Linked DNA regions of Homo sapiens: region 1 is linked to region 2. Evidence: read pairs that join two places in POLR2A ChIA-PET (ENCODE). Cell type or tissue: A673. All regions are shown on one strand. Each heading gives the region's core, and the rest is flanking DNA. Links, peaks and the distances in the headings are about the cores only.

What was found. Peaks named below come from ENCODE experiments on the same cell type or tissue, not always from the same donor. Only the 100,000 strongest peaks of a DNase experiment are listed, where the experiment ranks them.
Region 1: POLR2A ChIA-PET joins it to region 2 with 8 read pairs; 1 of 35 experiments calls an interaction of 5 or more read pairs at or near these places.

The regions. Positions count from the first base shown.
Region 1 is chr4:107,388,603-107,396,920 of GRCh38, forward strand. No RefSeq gene overlaps it. Among named protein-coding and RNA genes, the nearest start is that of PAPSS1, 330 kb to the right of the region's middle. In A673, for the core only: no CTCF peak of the experiment used is centred there; DNase peaks (open chromatin) are centred at 2,819 and 4,569; H3K27ac peaks cover 5,482 bases.
Region 2 is chr4:107,506,504-107,514,821 of GRCh38, forward strand. No RefSeq gene overlaps it. Among named protein-coding and RNA genes, the nearest start is that of PAPSS1, 210 kb to the right of the region's middle. In A673, for the core only: no CTCF peak of the experiment used is centred there; a DNase peak (open chromatin) is centred at 3,368; H3K27ac peaks cover 1,944 bases.

The DNA of each region.
Region 1 (8,318 bases), core at 176-8,175, 120 kb before region 2:
GGATTAATGACCTGGAAAATAGATAGTTGGGAAAGAAAATAAACATTGACAAGCACATGTCTGTAGTGAAAAAGCACACCCTGCTACTTTCACCCCACATACAAACTGTGGATGCCAGCTCAGACCCACCTGCTGGGATTCACACCCTTGTGTAGTTCTCCCCACACGTAGCAGGGTTTTTTTGTATGAACAACAGCATACAGCAAAAGTGATGGTCCTGTCACTTCTCAGATTAGGGTATAAGAAACTGCAGCTTTCATCTTAAGTGTGTGCTTGTGCTCTCTCTCTCACTCTCTCTCATTTCATTTGCATAGGGGAGCCAACTGCCATGTCATAAGGACACTCAGGCAGTCCAGGAAGAGACCCACAGGGTTAAAAAAAAATACCATTTCTGACCAACAGCCAGGGCTTGGAATCAGATCCTCCCCTATTTGAATCTTCAGGGTAGCATGACTGTAGCTCAGGCTAACAGCTTCCTCTGACGAGAGACTGAGCCAAATCCACGCAGATCCTTCACACCCAACTCCTGCCCCATAGAAAGTGAGATAATCTGTGTTTGCTGTTTTAAGCTCTTAGGTTTCAGAGTTATTTGCTATATAGCAATAGATAACTAATACACATTCAGACACATACATCTAGGATTAACTCAAATATTTATTGACCACCTATGTATTCAATGATTGTAGCAAGATTTTTTTACCTAAAATTGTCCATATCATCTTCCTCAAGAATGTTAATTGCTTTTCCCATATATTTGGTGTTTTGCATGCATCATCTGTTTTCTGATAAACCCGTTTAACTGGAATAAGAACTCAGAAATAGACTTAAAGAGCGTGTATATATTCTGAAGAGTTTTTACTAACATTATCTGAGAGAAAATTATAGGCCTTAAAAAAGCATGGTTTGTTACAAATAAGTGATAGTTATAAGCCTCAGTGGACATCACAACGAACAGTGATTTTTGTGTTTTCTTAAAACTCTGGATGAACCATTAGAAAAATTCATCAATTCTGTAGTCATTTTTTTACAAGTCTTACATTTTGCCAATAAATAGATAACTATTTATGAACTTTTACTTTTCCTTTTCTTTTTTGCTGTAAAGAGACTGGACCACGGATGGTATGTAGATGAAGAAGATGCAATAGTGAAAAGTGTCACATATAGTTGATTCTATGAAATACTGCCAAGGAATGGTTGCTATGTTTTCTCACAGCTTTTTACAAAAAACGTGCAAGATAGAATTTTCTACTGAGATTTGAATTTAATCCTTAAAGCCTTAAAAACTTTCAAATAGAACTAAAAATCAACTCATCTTGGCTTAACTAAAAGTTTGAGGAGCACATAATATAGATTCTATATCTAGTTGGTGACTTTTAATGAATTAAAATGTGAAGAGACCATAAAAGCAAACAAAATTTCTTTGCCATCATCCAACATCTTACAAAGTCATGAAAACAAAGTTCTTCTGAGACAGGGAAAGGGTAAGCAAATTATTTTTCAAGTGTCTAACTCATCATTCAAATGTTTGGCAGCACCTTTCACTTATTGCAAAATTTGACTGGACCATTAAGCAAAGAGATATTTGTCCAATGGGGACCATCTGTTGGAAAGAGGAGAAAGAAAAGCAAGAACAGAGACACCACTAGAGATAGTAGAACAGTCATGTCCTTTGAGAAGTTCTTTTTGACTTTCTCACAGGGTCTTGATGTTCTCTTGTTCTGGAAAGCCTCACTACCTGCCTGCTCCCCAACCAGCTGTAAGCAGCTCATTCTATCATGTTTACTGTTAAGACTAAGTAAATAAAGGTCAATTTTCCAGCCCTCATAACCCAGTGGGTCAGACTTTAAAACTGTATGAATTCTATTTCTACAGGCCTAATAAATTTAGAGAATCATAAGATCCCCTGCAAAATACCTAAAAAATTGACTCTACACTTCCAGGAGCCTTTGTTTCTAAATTCTGTGTATGCAGTACTTGAGGGCAGAAAAGTAGACTTATCTGCTTTGTAATGACAAATCTACCTGATCTTAATTTGGGATAATAGGCTGCTTACAATTGTCTTTCTTATTATAAGCTATGTATCATCTCTTATTTCTTTAGCTTGTTTTTGCTCTTACTTTTTTAAAGTTATAATTCCCATGACCTTGGTAATGAGGAATGGGAGGATGAGGGGTTACTGCAGTAGAGTTTAAAATGCTAAGCTTTAAGATGTTAGGCCATAATATCCTTTGTGACAATACCGTGGGATGGCTTGCTGCCTTCAGATCCACATTTAGAACACTATTGAAGTACATAGAATTAGACCACCTATTTAAGAATAAATTAGTTTCTTCTACTATAGAATATGTCTATCAAAGAGGTTTATCTGGCCGAAACACCACATAAATGAAGATTTGATGAATACCAAGACAGCAAATAATAGATCATCCATTATCATATGCAAATACTAAAAGAAATGAAACCTCAAAACACCCAACCTAGTGCTTACCTAACACATGTTTATACTAAGCTTGTCACCACTGAGAAATACCTAAAGATCAAATCTTCAGCTCCTGGCAGTACTCAGCATGGTACCTTGTACATAATAGGTGCTCAATAGGTATTTGTGGAAGACGGGAGAGGGAGGGAGGGAAGGAGGGAGGGAGGGAGGAAGGAAGAAATGGAAGGAAGGAAGGAAGGAAGGAAGGAAGGAAGGAAGGAAGGAAGAGTTGGCAGCAAGGCACAATGCAGCTAACAACCACATAATACAACTAAAAGACAACTGATTCTATTAAGCTATTCAGTCCACCAGGCTCTATAAGGATTTATCGCCCCTCCCTCCTCCACCCCCAGGGATCTATAGAGGTCAATACAATGTGAATTTACTTAACTCTAAGACACACTGTCCCAGAACTATTTCACTTTTCAAAGTAAGTAATTATTCATTCCCTTATGTGGTGGAAGAGAGGTAAAGATGGGGGAATAAAAAGACAGGGCAAGGCTCATTTATTGACAAAGAAATACAGAGTCTCCTGTATTCTCTCACCTCAAATGCCTCCCAACTTTAGGCCAATCCTACAGGCAAAGGAGGTGGGAGCAAATGAGTTAGCTTGGTCACTTTTGGTGATTGTCAAAAAAAAAAAAAAAAAAAAAACCCTAAATATTTTCCCCAAATGTTTTGCAATCAGTAATACCCAACCACAACGTGCCAAGCCTTTTTTCTCTTAGTTCTTCAAACCCATGTGTATTCCAAGGCAAATGTAATCCATGTGTCTCTGATTTGTTTTCACTTAAATCATTATAAAAAGTTAAGCTTTTTCAAAGAATGTTCAACATCTCTTTTGTGTGTTCCTCATGATCCTCCTTTAGGATTCTAGTTAAGAAGGTAGCGTTTCGAAGAGATATGCAGACAGAACCCTGAATAATTGATCAGAACTTGGGACTTACCAATCTGTGCATGGATTTTTGTCTCTATGCAGGAAAACATGAATTTGTTCAAACACTGAGAATCAAAGGACAAGTAGAGTTCTTATAGAAAATTCACTAAATTGACCTATTTATTTACAATACCTTTTAGAGCTCTATAATTAGGCCTGGCTAATTTGGACTCCTCTTCGGGTACCTCTTTTAGACTACTCCAGTAAGGTACTTGAAGTAGTGCATGTAAGAAAAAACTTTCTTGGGGATATCTAGGAAAATGTAAAAGATGAGCAAGCAACTCAGGCACTAGAAGCATTAAGTTCATGATTTCTTTAGACAATGTTCTTTAATATGGTACAAGATAAGCACTCATCACATATGATAGCTTGCCTTATCATAACAATATAGTGAACTAAAGACTCTAAAGCCACGAGAAGCTCACTGTGAAGCTAAATTCATTAGGTTTCAGGGTGTGGACTTTGTTCCTCTAAATTAGGACCATTCTAAGCTAATTAGGGAAAGATATAGCCTGCCTTCTGCCATTCTCATTTTCTACTGCAGGCTCCTCTCAGTGGTGGTGGTGTGCTATGGGAAAGGGATACCTTCACAGTGAGTCTACGTGTTTAAAATAAATACTTATAAAAAGTATTGGAAAAGTTTATATTTCTTGTTCCAAATAGAGAATAACAAAGTAATAAAGCAAAACCTTTTTGACCGCATCTGCAGTTTAAAAAACAAAACAAAGAAACAAAAATAAAAAAGCTTAAAAGCTATTGCCTTGAAATCACCCAGAAAGGAGGCCAGCTCCTTCAAAGTGAAAGTGAACAAAGTGAACCTGACATTTGAGGAATAAGCACAGAACAAACAAACCAACAAAAAAGTAGGAGAAATGTGCTTCATCAGTGCTTATTTGCTCTAGTTTGTCATTTTATGCTCTCAACAATCCAGTACATTTATTCCATGGATCTAATCTCAAGTTGTGGCAGTCCCACTTTTATAAGGTAGCAACCTGACCTTTCTTTCCCTCCCTAGTCTGTGAGGATGTGGCACGTGAGCTCAGAAAGCCACAGTACAACCCAAGCAATGGCTACCCAGGAAGAGACACAGTGGGAGGATCTGCTGCACAGATCAGCAACCATCTGGATCGAGTCACTGGATGCTGGCATCTGATGCAAGGAGGAAGCTGCAGAGACATCTGGGACACCCTGTCATAAACCTAGTTTCTGACCCAGACTTGCAACACTGGACTCATTTCACTGGGGAAAAGGAAGGTCTTGATTTATTTTCAATTATGTTTATCCCTATCAGGAAAAGCCTCAGATACCCTTTTGCTTCTTTGGAGAAGCCCACAATTATGAGCCATAAAAGGCAAGTTATTTGTAATAAAACAAGACAGCACCACATATACCAGGGTTATTTGCCATTGCTGGATGTGGTTCAGATAAGGTCTAGCCAAATGTCCGGCTTAGTCTAGATACAGCCTGAAAGAAAACATTATTTTATTTGAACTTGACTATCATTTTGCCCTTGAAATTAAAGAAACTCAAATTCTATGGTCAGGAAATTGATTTTAACAAGACAAAATCTGTGTCCTTTAAAAAAAATGGAAAAGAACTCACAAAAGCCTATTCATGATTACTTGCACTAGCATCCTTTTTTTTTCTTAATGAAATTGATGCCTCTTCTAGTAAGCCTTGGTTCCAAGGATGTTCTTCAACTTTCCTTTTCTTCTCAGAGCTCTTTGTTCTTACAGCATGCCCATTGCCATTACTTCTCCCCATTCTATAGCGATTCATGCTGATTAACAGCAAATATATCAACAGATTCAGACTTGAACATCTTGTATCCACTCCTTAAGAAATTCATTTGTTCTCTTAGTTTTTTGGTATTATACCAGATCTATATTTCCAGAACCATGATTATTTTATCTCCAGTTTTATGGTTATCACTGATCCTTGTCAGTTATCACTGACATCACATTCTCATGCATACCTAAAAATTCAGTTAAATGGGCTGAACTCAATGGGGTGCAGTCAGAAAACAGTTTTATTTTTCTGCACTACCATTTTTGATTGCTCTCTGTAGAGGCACTTCAGACAAAGGAAGCAATACAGAGCAGTGGTGAAAAGTCCAGATTCAGGAGAAGTAAATCAGTCTCAATCTCAGCTCTGACAACACACACACACACACACACATACACATACACACACACAGGGATAGTTTACTCTTAAATAACATGAAGGTTAACAGTGCTGACCCCTCACACAAATAAAATTCCACATAGAAGTTTGACTCCTCGGAAATTTAACTACTAATAGCCTACAGTTGACGGGAAGTCTTATCAATAACATTAACAGTCAATTGACACATATTTTGTATATGTATTAAATACTATATTCTTAACAATAGAGAACATATTTTTAAGAAAAGCATAAGAAAGAGAAAATAGATTTACTATCCATTAAATGCAAGTGGATCATCATAAAGGCCTTCATCCTTGTCATCTTCACATTGAGTAGGCTGAGGAGGAGGAAGAGGAGGGGTTGGTCTTGCTGTTTTAGGGGTAGCAGAGGTGGAGGAAAATCTGCATATAAGTGAATCTGTGTAGTTCAAATCCATGTTGTTCAAGGGTCAACTATATACATATATAATTGGTTAATACATATGAATAGAATAATATATATACACAACATATATGAATAGAATATATATCAATACATAGATACATATCAATAATATACATGAACAGAATAATATATGTAATTTAAAATATATTAAATTATATTCCTTTGTCACTGATCAATTTCTAGTCTTTTTTTTACATAGCATGGAAATGGATGATGAGCTAACATTTGTACATACATGAGTATGGTTCAGAAGCTTTTTCTAAAATGTGGGGGTAGTCATCAAATACTGTCCTCAGGTCAGAACTTCAGATGAACTTCCAAGACAACAAAAAAGTCCCATCTATGGCTGGGTTTGGTGGCTCATGCCTGTAATTCCAGCACTTTGGGAGGCTGAGGTGGGTGGATCGTTAGAGCTCAGGAGTTCAAGACCAGCCTGAGCAACATGGCAAAACCCCTTCTCCACCAAAAATACAAAAAATTAGCTGGGTGTGGTGGGGCACACCTGTGGTCCTAGTTACTTGAGAGGCTGGGGTGAGAGTATCGCTTGAGCCTGTGAGGCAGAGGTTGCAGTGAGCTGAGTTTGCATCACTGCACTCCACCCTGGGTGACAGAGCGAGACCCTATCTCAATTAAAAAAAAAAAAAGAAAGAAAGTCCCATTTTACCCTGCTATATATTTATATATACATTAAACACCTAATAGAAAGCTTTAGGCATAGGAGGTACAAGACCTTGGTCCTCCAAGGATTCCATTTCTGATGGTTTGGCATCACTATCAAGGCTACAGGACACATAACGACTCCCCTCATATCATCATTATTCGGCCTCATATTTAAAAATGGGGCTGAAGTGAAGATGCTATTTGCTTAGTCTTCTATGTCTCACAGTGGCCTAAAGACCATAAAGCAACACAGCTTGAGCTTTCTACTTCAGCAATATAAATTAGAAACCTGAGGCCAGAGACATGACCAACTTTGGATAAAAGCTATTTCCAGGGTTTAGATAATTTGGTTGTAAAAGAACACAATAATAAAAAAATGCTTTATTATATAACGTATGATTTGTAGTTTATGAAATAAGATAAAATAGATTTAAATATATATTATTTATTTAATATAAACGAGACTGTATAGTTGTTAATTTCATGTGTCAACTAGGCCACGGGATGACCAGAGTATGAGTACGCTTCTGAATAAGATAAGTATTTGAATCCATGAACTCAGTAAAATAGTGATGTTGGCAGGCACCGTCCAATCTATTAAGGGAACAAAAATAGAACATATTGGAGGAAACAATGCTTTGTCTCCTCCCTGCCTGCCTGAGCTGAGACATCATTCTTTTTTTTTCTTTTCTTTTTTTTTTTTTTTTTTTGAGACGGAGTTTCACTCTTGTTGCCCAGGCTGGGGTGCAACAGCACCATCTTGGCTCACTACCTCCTGGGTTCAAGTGATTCTCCTGCCTCAGCCTCCCGAGTAGCTGGGATTACAGGCACCCACCACCACTCCCAGCTAATTTTTTAAATATTTTTAGTAGATATGGGTTTTCACCTTGTTAGCCAGGCTGGTCATGAACTCCTAACCTCAGGTGATCCACCCAGCTTGGCCTCTCAAAGTGCTGGGATTACAGGTGTGAGCCACCGTGCCTGTCCAGGACTCTCTTTCAAGTAGTAAAGAGAGCATGGATAGTTCATGGTACAGTCTGGCAACAGAGATATGTAAAATATTGATATCGGATACTCGTTGTCAACTACTTATATGAAGCAAGAAGCTGGATGACTCTATATGTGATACTTTCTAACATTTTTAGAAAACAAATGAATATAATGACATTGGCTGGTTGGTTCTAATGTTGCTGGAAAAAGTGACGCAAGTAAAAGATGCACTCAAGGGTTCAAATTCCCAGCTCTGGTGCCTCATAAATAACCTAAGAGCTTCTTTCTGTGTCCTGAGGGAGACCTCTATCTCCTATAATGCAGGGCTGAAATTGCTGAAAATCAAACACAGAATCTCTTCCAATAACTGGCTAAATTTCAACACGAGTTAATTTCCAGCCTCTCAGGGAGTCTATGTTAAAGTCAAGGTACTGAAAAGGAAAGAATGGCATCTTGTAAGTTGGGATGGGGATATGTGGGAAGATCCAGGTGAAATGGGGGACATTGAGCCCCTAAATTCTGACGAGTCTTCTTTGTCAGTAGAAGCAGCCTCCCCATTCCCAGCAGAACTGGCATCTCCACCCTCATCAGAAATGGCCTACCCAAACCCAGTGGAAGTGATCACTCCACCCCCAATGGCAG
Region 2 (8,318 bases), core at 297-8,296:
GTGATCATTAAAAAGTCAGGAAACAACAGATGCTAGAGAGGATATGGACAAATAGGAATGCTTTTACACTGTTGGTGGGAGTGTAAATTAGTTCAACCATTGCAGAAGACAGTGTGGTGATTCCTCAAGGATCTAGAACCAGAAATACCATTTGACACCGCAATGCCATTACTGGGTATATACCCAAAGGATTATAAATCACTCTACTATCAAGACACATGCACATGTATGTTTATTGCAGCACTATTCACAATAGCAAAGACTTGGAACCAACCCAAATGCCCATCAATGATAGATTGCATAAAGAAAATGTGACACATATACACCATGGAATACTATGCAGCCATAAAAAGGACGAGTTCATGTCCTTTGCAGGAACATGGATGAAGCTGGAAACCATAATTCTCAGCAAACTAACACAGGAACAGAAAACCAAATACCACATGTTGTCACTCACAAGTGGGAGTTGAACAATGAGAACACATGGACACAGGGAGGGGAACATCACACACTGTGGCCTGTTGGGGGGTGGGGGATAGGGGAGGGATAGCATTAGGAGAAATAATTTTTAAAAGACACTCAGCACCTTGAAGTTCATTTACAATATTTGTTAATAATGCAATGACTTCTTTACTGTTCGCATTGTTCAATAGACTGTAAGTTCCTTGAACAGCAAAGTTTGGGTCTGTTTTGATGACTGGCCCGTGCTCCATGTTTTAGCATGGTGCCTGGAATGTAGTATATGCTCAATAATTATTTTTAATTAAATAAGGACAAATGAAGGACTCAAACATTTTAGAGGAGGGGTTTTCTTTTTGTAAGAAAGGCTAAGAAAGTTATAAGAGCAGAAAAAACAGTAAGAAAAAATTCTAACACTATGACCACACCACCACTGTTATCTTTTTGATAGCTAATAAATGTTTTATTTTATATAGGCTAAAACCTAAAATTTATGTTGTAAGCAGATACTGAGAAACTGCTGCAGAAAGACAAACCATGATAGCAGAAATACCAGTGACATTACAGGAGAAGAGAATTTACCTATTGAAGCAAATCTTATCATTCATAACTTTGACACTAGAAATCCCACCCTTTCCCCAAAAAAAAAAAAAAAAAAGACTCCACAAAATTGGAACCTCCTGCTAAAACAAAGATTTGGGAAGTTACTGCATTTCAGCTAACCTAAAACAATTGTACTCAAAGAGGAAATTTCAAATGAATGTGTGTTTTAATGCAGTAATTAGGAAAAAAGAAAAATACATAAAGAAGGAGAAAGAAATATAATAGACCAAATCTTCAAAACAGATGTAGAGGTAAAAATCGATCATTGTTTCAGCATGTTAGTATTTAGCAATATTTCAGGGGTCTTTATAAGACCTCTAGGCACTCTTGATCACCACCCAGTATTGCAAAAAGAATAAATTCTGACAAATAGCTCAGAGACCTAGAAGTGTAGTATGTTTATTTTGTAAATGTCAAAAAAAGAAAACCTTCAGGAAGAAAAATACATGTGAGAAACACTTAAGATCAGAGTTCTGGGGTATTATTGAATCAATTCTTTACTTTTAAAAATTATTTTGAAGTCAAAAGTTTAATTCCAAAAAAATGTAAAGAGGAAATGTACTTTAGAACACTTATAGAATTTTCTAACAAGAATATGCATTATATGTATATTTATAAAGTACATATATGTTATCAATTCATATATTAAATAGTATATTAGATTACAATTTCTTTCTTGATCTTTTACATAAAAATACATATAAATAATATTTCTTTCTTCCTATTCCCCAACTAATTACTGTGCACTCTCTCAAAGCTTTGCGCCGCCCTCTGAATGGACCACTGCTCTGGGAGTTTGAAAATTGATAAATACATGTTCAAAGTCATAAATTACATTGGAAAATAGGTGGTAGGAAATTTGAAAGAGAAAAGGACATTTGAGGAATAGGTTAATTTGCTCTTTATGGGGATATAATCAAAAACTTATTTTCACAGTATTAATTAAAACAAAAAATGTAATGGGATGATTATATTTTTTTTAGCAGTCAAGGATGGATTTCTCAAATTGTATACACAGTTTCTTCCCTTATCCACCGTTCTGCTTTTTGTGGTTTCAGTTACCTGTGGTCAACCTTAGTCCAAAAAAAATTAAGATATTTTGAGAGAAAGAGAGGGAGAGACCACATTAACATAACTTTTATTACCGTATATTGTTATAATTGTTCTATTTTACTATTGTTGTTAATCTCTTACTCTGTCTAATTTATAACTTTACTGTATCTATGTATGTATAAGAAAAAATAATATATATAGGGTTCCTTGCTATCTGCAGTTTCAAGCATTAATTAAGGGTCTTGCAACGTATTCCTTGAAGATAAGAGAGTACAGTACTGTATATAATATTTGTTTCTTTTTAAATATTAAATTCCAAGCAAGCCTAAATACTTGTGGGAAAATCAGACTGATAATATGGATGCTATCAGAATGGAGAGAAGCCTGGATATATCTAGCCAGTGTTAGGGAAATGGGAAAAAGGAAGCTGGTGATATAATATTAAAAGAAAAATAAGGGAACCCGAAAGGCACAAATGGCAAGTAAAGCTGTAGGGATATTTTTATCTCGGTCATTTTAAAAGTACATCATATCAAACAGCAAAACCTATTTTATTTGCATATAAGCAAGTATATTCACACAGCAACTATGTACCTCCATTTCTGTATAAATTCCCAATATCTTTATTTACTATTCTCACTATTTGACTTCAACTGCCTGAGTGGAATAATGAACTCACCAAAAGAAATTTCCAGTGATAGGAAAAGCTAGATTTATAATTTTCCCTCAAGTTCCCAAATATAAATTCACTTTTTTAACTCCCGAAGTTGCAGGTGCTTTCTATTTTTACAAACACATTTGTGTATGGCTTGGCTACTAATGGATGTGATAAATTTTTGTTATTTTATTTTTCATAAGAGGCCAGGCATTAAAATCTCATTTCAATGAGTAAGCCTTAGAACAAAAGGAACTTTATTCCAATTACTACTGGGTTCTTCACCAGCACGCTGAGTGATTTATTCATCAAGGTCTTCCCGTGGTGCTATAGTTGTATTTCTAACCTATTCAGTGTGTGTTCTTCCCCTTTCAGGATATTTTTTTACTCCATGACTTCCCACAATTCTCTCTAAGAATCATTTCACTGAAGCAATACTGACTTATTTTTCAGCAAAAGTTTTACCCTTGCTCAGCAAAAAAAAAAAAAAAAAAGAAAGAAAAAAAAAAAGAGCACTGCAGTTGCCACCTGCTGAACATTTTCAATTTCCACAATTTCCTCTCAATAAAATGCTGGCCAGAATTACAATATTTCTGAATGTGTTCTCACTGGCTTCTTATTTTACACTGGAAAAACTTACCACTGATGTACTATTTCTTTTGTTATGTATACATTCCAAGACCTTGCATTTTACTACTGCCAAATCAAATGCAGATGGTTTCAGTGTAGAAGGCACAATCTACCCCAGGTCTCTTTCCTGATTAGTATTCTTCATGAGGCTTTCATTTCAAACTGTTGATCCTGGGAGTCTCTGGCCTTGTATTTATGACTTATCAATTCGGTACACAACCACTTTTCCCTCTCAAAGGGTGAAATGCTAAGATTATTGCAAAATGGCCCTCTTTATACCGTCATAACCACTATTCTTTTGCATTTGTCATCACTCGAATCACTATGTATCAAATACCCACCCCTAACATATCATGCACACATCATCAGGTTGGGTGTAACATTACTTCTTGAGCACTTACTTAACTTCCTCTCTCCACCCACCAGTTTTCAACATTCACTATATTTTTCCATCTATAGGTGAAATGTTGATTTGTTTTTCTCCCATCTTCCATTCTAAATTAGACCTAGACACAAACCAACATCCTCAAACTTCTCAACTACAAAAACTTCAGAAATTCTGTGTATGGAGAGGTAGTTAGGAAACCAGTCTGGGAAATAAGACCCCACTATAAATGTTGAAATTTTCCATTAACCCATTGGAGTGGGTTGAATAGTGGATCTCCAAAAGATAAATCCACATCCCAGAACCTGTGAATTTGACCTCATTTAGAAAGGGATTTTAACAAATATAATTAAGAATTTTAGGAATCTCACCTGAGGTTATCCAAGTGAGCCCTGCAATCCAATGGTAAGTGACAGAAAAGGGTAAGACACAGAAAGGAGAAGGCCTTGTGAAAAGAGCAGCACAGACTGGAGTTCTGCAGTCACAAGCCAAGGAACACCTGGGGCTATCAAAAGCTGGAAGAGGCAAGGAAGGACTCTCCCTTAGGCCCTTTGGAGAAAGCATAGCCCTGCTGACACCTTGATATTGGATTTCTGGCCTCCAAAACTGTAAGAGAATAAATTTCTGTATTTTAAGCGACCAGTTTGTGGTAATTTGTTCCAGCAGCCCTAGGAAACTAATAAACCCATTGTAATTGCATAGAGCTTACTAACAAGTGAAACACTCCTTAAAAAGTCAGTACCTTTGAATACAAGTACTTACTAGGATCACAAAAAATTTGAGTCAGTACCTTTGAATACAAGTACTTACTAGGATCACAAAAAAAACATGTAATGGTTCACTTATTTAATAAATATTGAGCATCTACTATTTGCCACACTCTGTGCTGATTATTGAGAATACACTGGTGATCAAAAAAAACACAAACAGTGTTCCTGACTGCCTGAATAGAGCTGACATGGTTAGTATTTCAAGTCAAAACTAAACCAAAGGCAACTTCAATTTCTAAAAGAAAATAAATCTTGGAAATTCTTTTAACTGGTTGGAAGTCCTTAATTATGTATAAAATAATTAATAACATGTGGAATAAGTTTTCTTCCAAACACGCAACTTCAAAAATGAGGCATTTAGCCAAGTACATTTTGGATATTACTTGAGTTTAAGTCTTTAGAAAAATGGTTAGAAGTACATGATGAACTCCTAAATAACGATGATGAAATTGTATATACTATCATTTAGGTGAGTGTTTTGTGATTTTTTTCTTTGTTTTTCTGAAGATGTCAACACACTTCACATATGTTGTGTAAACCTTATTTCTTCACCATAGGTTGTAAAAATTTGGGAAATTCATGAGGTAGAATGAAACATGGAGATTCCCTACCTAATCACATGTATTAATAATAATACCACATGTATAAATAACTATCACTTACTGTGATTATTATTTTCCAGGTACTTTGCTAAGTGTTTTATACACAGGATCTTGCTTGATCTATAAAACAACCCTAAGAGGTGAGTCCCAATGCCCTCCTTTTTCGAAGTCAACTATATGCTTCCATTCTTGAAAATCTCATGACTATCAGATAAATGGTCATGGATTTGGAAATTTGTATGACCATGACCTCTCTCATTGTCCCTCTATACCTTTGTATAGCCTTTCTCTCTTACAGTTAGCCATTGAAATGACAATTGCAATCTTAGTAATATAACCCACGGTGATTATGCCTTTCTTTTTTAAGTCTCCATTCTTCATTAGGTAGAGCTAAGGATAGAAACAGCTCTAGGCTTGAGACAACTTTTTCCTCACAGCCTGAGGATGATCACTCCCATTCCAGCTTTGACCTCCAGTGTTACATTCAGACTGACATACACATGCCAATATACTGTATTTCCAATACTCTCCATTCTCCCCTCCTCACAATCAGTTTTCTTCGGTTTTATCCTGCCAATGACCAGAGCAGTAGCGATGCTATATGGATTCTGTGGCAGAACTAACACGGAATTTGCAGATTGTGTGAAGTCTAAAGACTGTCCAATGGTAAGAACGTAAAAGAAGGGGCTTTAATGGAGCCTGAGGGAATCTGCTGTTTTCCTCATATATTGAATATATAACATTCAATAATTATATTGAATATATGACATTCAATAATTATACTGAATATATAACATTCAATAAGTATACTGAATATATAACATTCAATAATTATACTGAATATATAACATTCAATAATTATATTGAATGTTACAAGCTCCTGTCTCTCTTACAAGCTCCTTGAGGTCAGGAATCTGCTTTCCTGTTATTTCACCAAAGCCTAGTTTATTCAAATGAACTACTGTCTGGATGTAACACTGGAGATCAAAGCTGGGATGAGAGTGATCACCCCCAGGCTGCAATGAAAATGTCCTCTCAAGCCTAGAGCTGTTTCTGTTTGGGTTATATTACAACATACATTTATAGGCCAAATCTTAAAATGTGGTCACACAACCAGTAGTTTCAGAATCTCCTACAGTGTTGTTAAAATGCAGCTTATCAGACTGCCTCAAGCCTACTAAATCAAGAGCAGTGACTTAAGGCCTGCAAATCTGTACTATTAGGATTCCCAGTTGATTCTAATGTGCCCTAAAGAATGAAAACCACCAGCCAAGAAAATTTCCCCAAAAGGGGATTTGTAAGTACATTTTTGCTGGTGTAGGTATGAAGTATTTATATGTAGGGCAAGGACAGAGGACACAACAATTTCAAGAGATGAGCATTAAACCATATGAAAACTGTGGTATACCGTGAAAAGAATACGGGATTAGGACTCCAAAGACCTGGGTTCTATGCTTAACACTGCCATACATTTATTCAAAATTATTTATTAAGTACCTACTGTGTAGTAAACATTGAATTGGGCTTTGGATAAATAACAGGAAAGCAAATTCCTGACCTGAAGGAGCTTGTAAGAGACAGGAGCTTGTAATATTCAATATAATTATTGAACAGTATATATTCAATATAATTATTGAACAGTATATATTCAATATAATTATTGAACAGTATATATTCAATATAATTATTGAACAGTATATATTCAATATAATTATTGAACAGTATATATTCAATATAATTATTGAACAGTATATATTCAATATAATTATTGAACAGTATATATTCAATATAATTATTGAACAGTATATATTCAATATGTAAGTGCTATGAAGAAAAATAGCCTTTGGGAATGAAGAATCATGAGAGGGATACTATTATAGATAGAGTAGTCAAATCTGAGAAGGAATTAAGGGAATGAACCACATAGGCCTCTAGAAGGAAAAACATTCAGGCTGATATAACAGTAAATGGAAGGCTTTGAGGAAAGGAATGTCTTTTTTGTACACAAGAAACAGAAGGAAGCTAATGTAGTTGGAGCAATATGAGTGAGCATGTTATGGAATGAAACAAGTAAGATTCACCATAAGTTTTATTTCCTCAACATATATTTATAGGTCAAATTTTGTTTTCTGTGTTTTGACTCATAGCAGGCTTGGTTTGTGAAGTTCTGATTTGATTTTCTTAATACAAGAATGACTTGAGAAATGTCCAAGTTTTTGCTTAAACAAATTAATCAGCTACGTATCTATATAGTCCTGCTGCCATGGTTTACAACATTTCCTGACATCTCTACCTGTAAAATCATCCTACTGATAGAGACAAAAAAGCCCACTGTGTCTAAAATACTACTACCTCTACTAACTTGTTCTGCTGATATGTATAGAGAACACAGAAGTTCTATTTCCTAGCCATGAATATATTAGCATAGATTTATTTGTTAGATTAGCTAAGAGTCAACAACCTGAATGCTTCCTTAGATACATAACGGTTTGGGGTGGAGGCCTGAGTGAGGAGGATGAGCTACCGTAAAATTTTGTTTTCATGCAGAAAAGAAGAAGAGAAAGAGGCAAGACAGAGAGATGTCTACATGCAGTCAGTACTCATCATAGGATTTCCAGCAGTTCAAATCCTGGACAGCTCAGAACGCAATTGGCTAGAGGTGACCTTCTTGGTTTGACAATGAAGACAACCAGATGATACGCTTTGGATCTGTGTTCCCACCAAATCTCATCAAATTTTGGTCCCCAGTGTTGAAGGTGGGGCCTGGTGTGGGGGTGATTGAATCATGGATACAGTTTCTCATGAATGGTTTAGCACCATCCCCCGTTGTACTATTCTCACCATAGTGAGTGAGTTTCATGAAATCTGGTCATTTAAAAGTGTGTGGCACCTCCCTCTGCCACTCTCTCTCTTGCTCCTGCTCCTGCCATGTAACTTGCCTGCTTTCTCTGTGCTTTTCATCATGAGTACAAGCTCCCTGAGACCTCCAGAAAAGCAGATGACACTATGCTTGCTGTACAGCCTGCAGAACCATAAGCTAATTAAATTTCTTTTCTTCATAAATTACCCAGTCTCAGATATTTCTTTATAGCAATGTGAGAATGGGCTAATATAGAGAATTGGTATCAAGGAGTGGGGCATTGCTACAAAGATACCTGAAA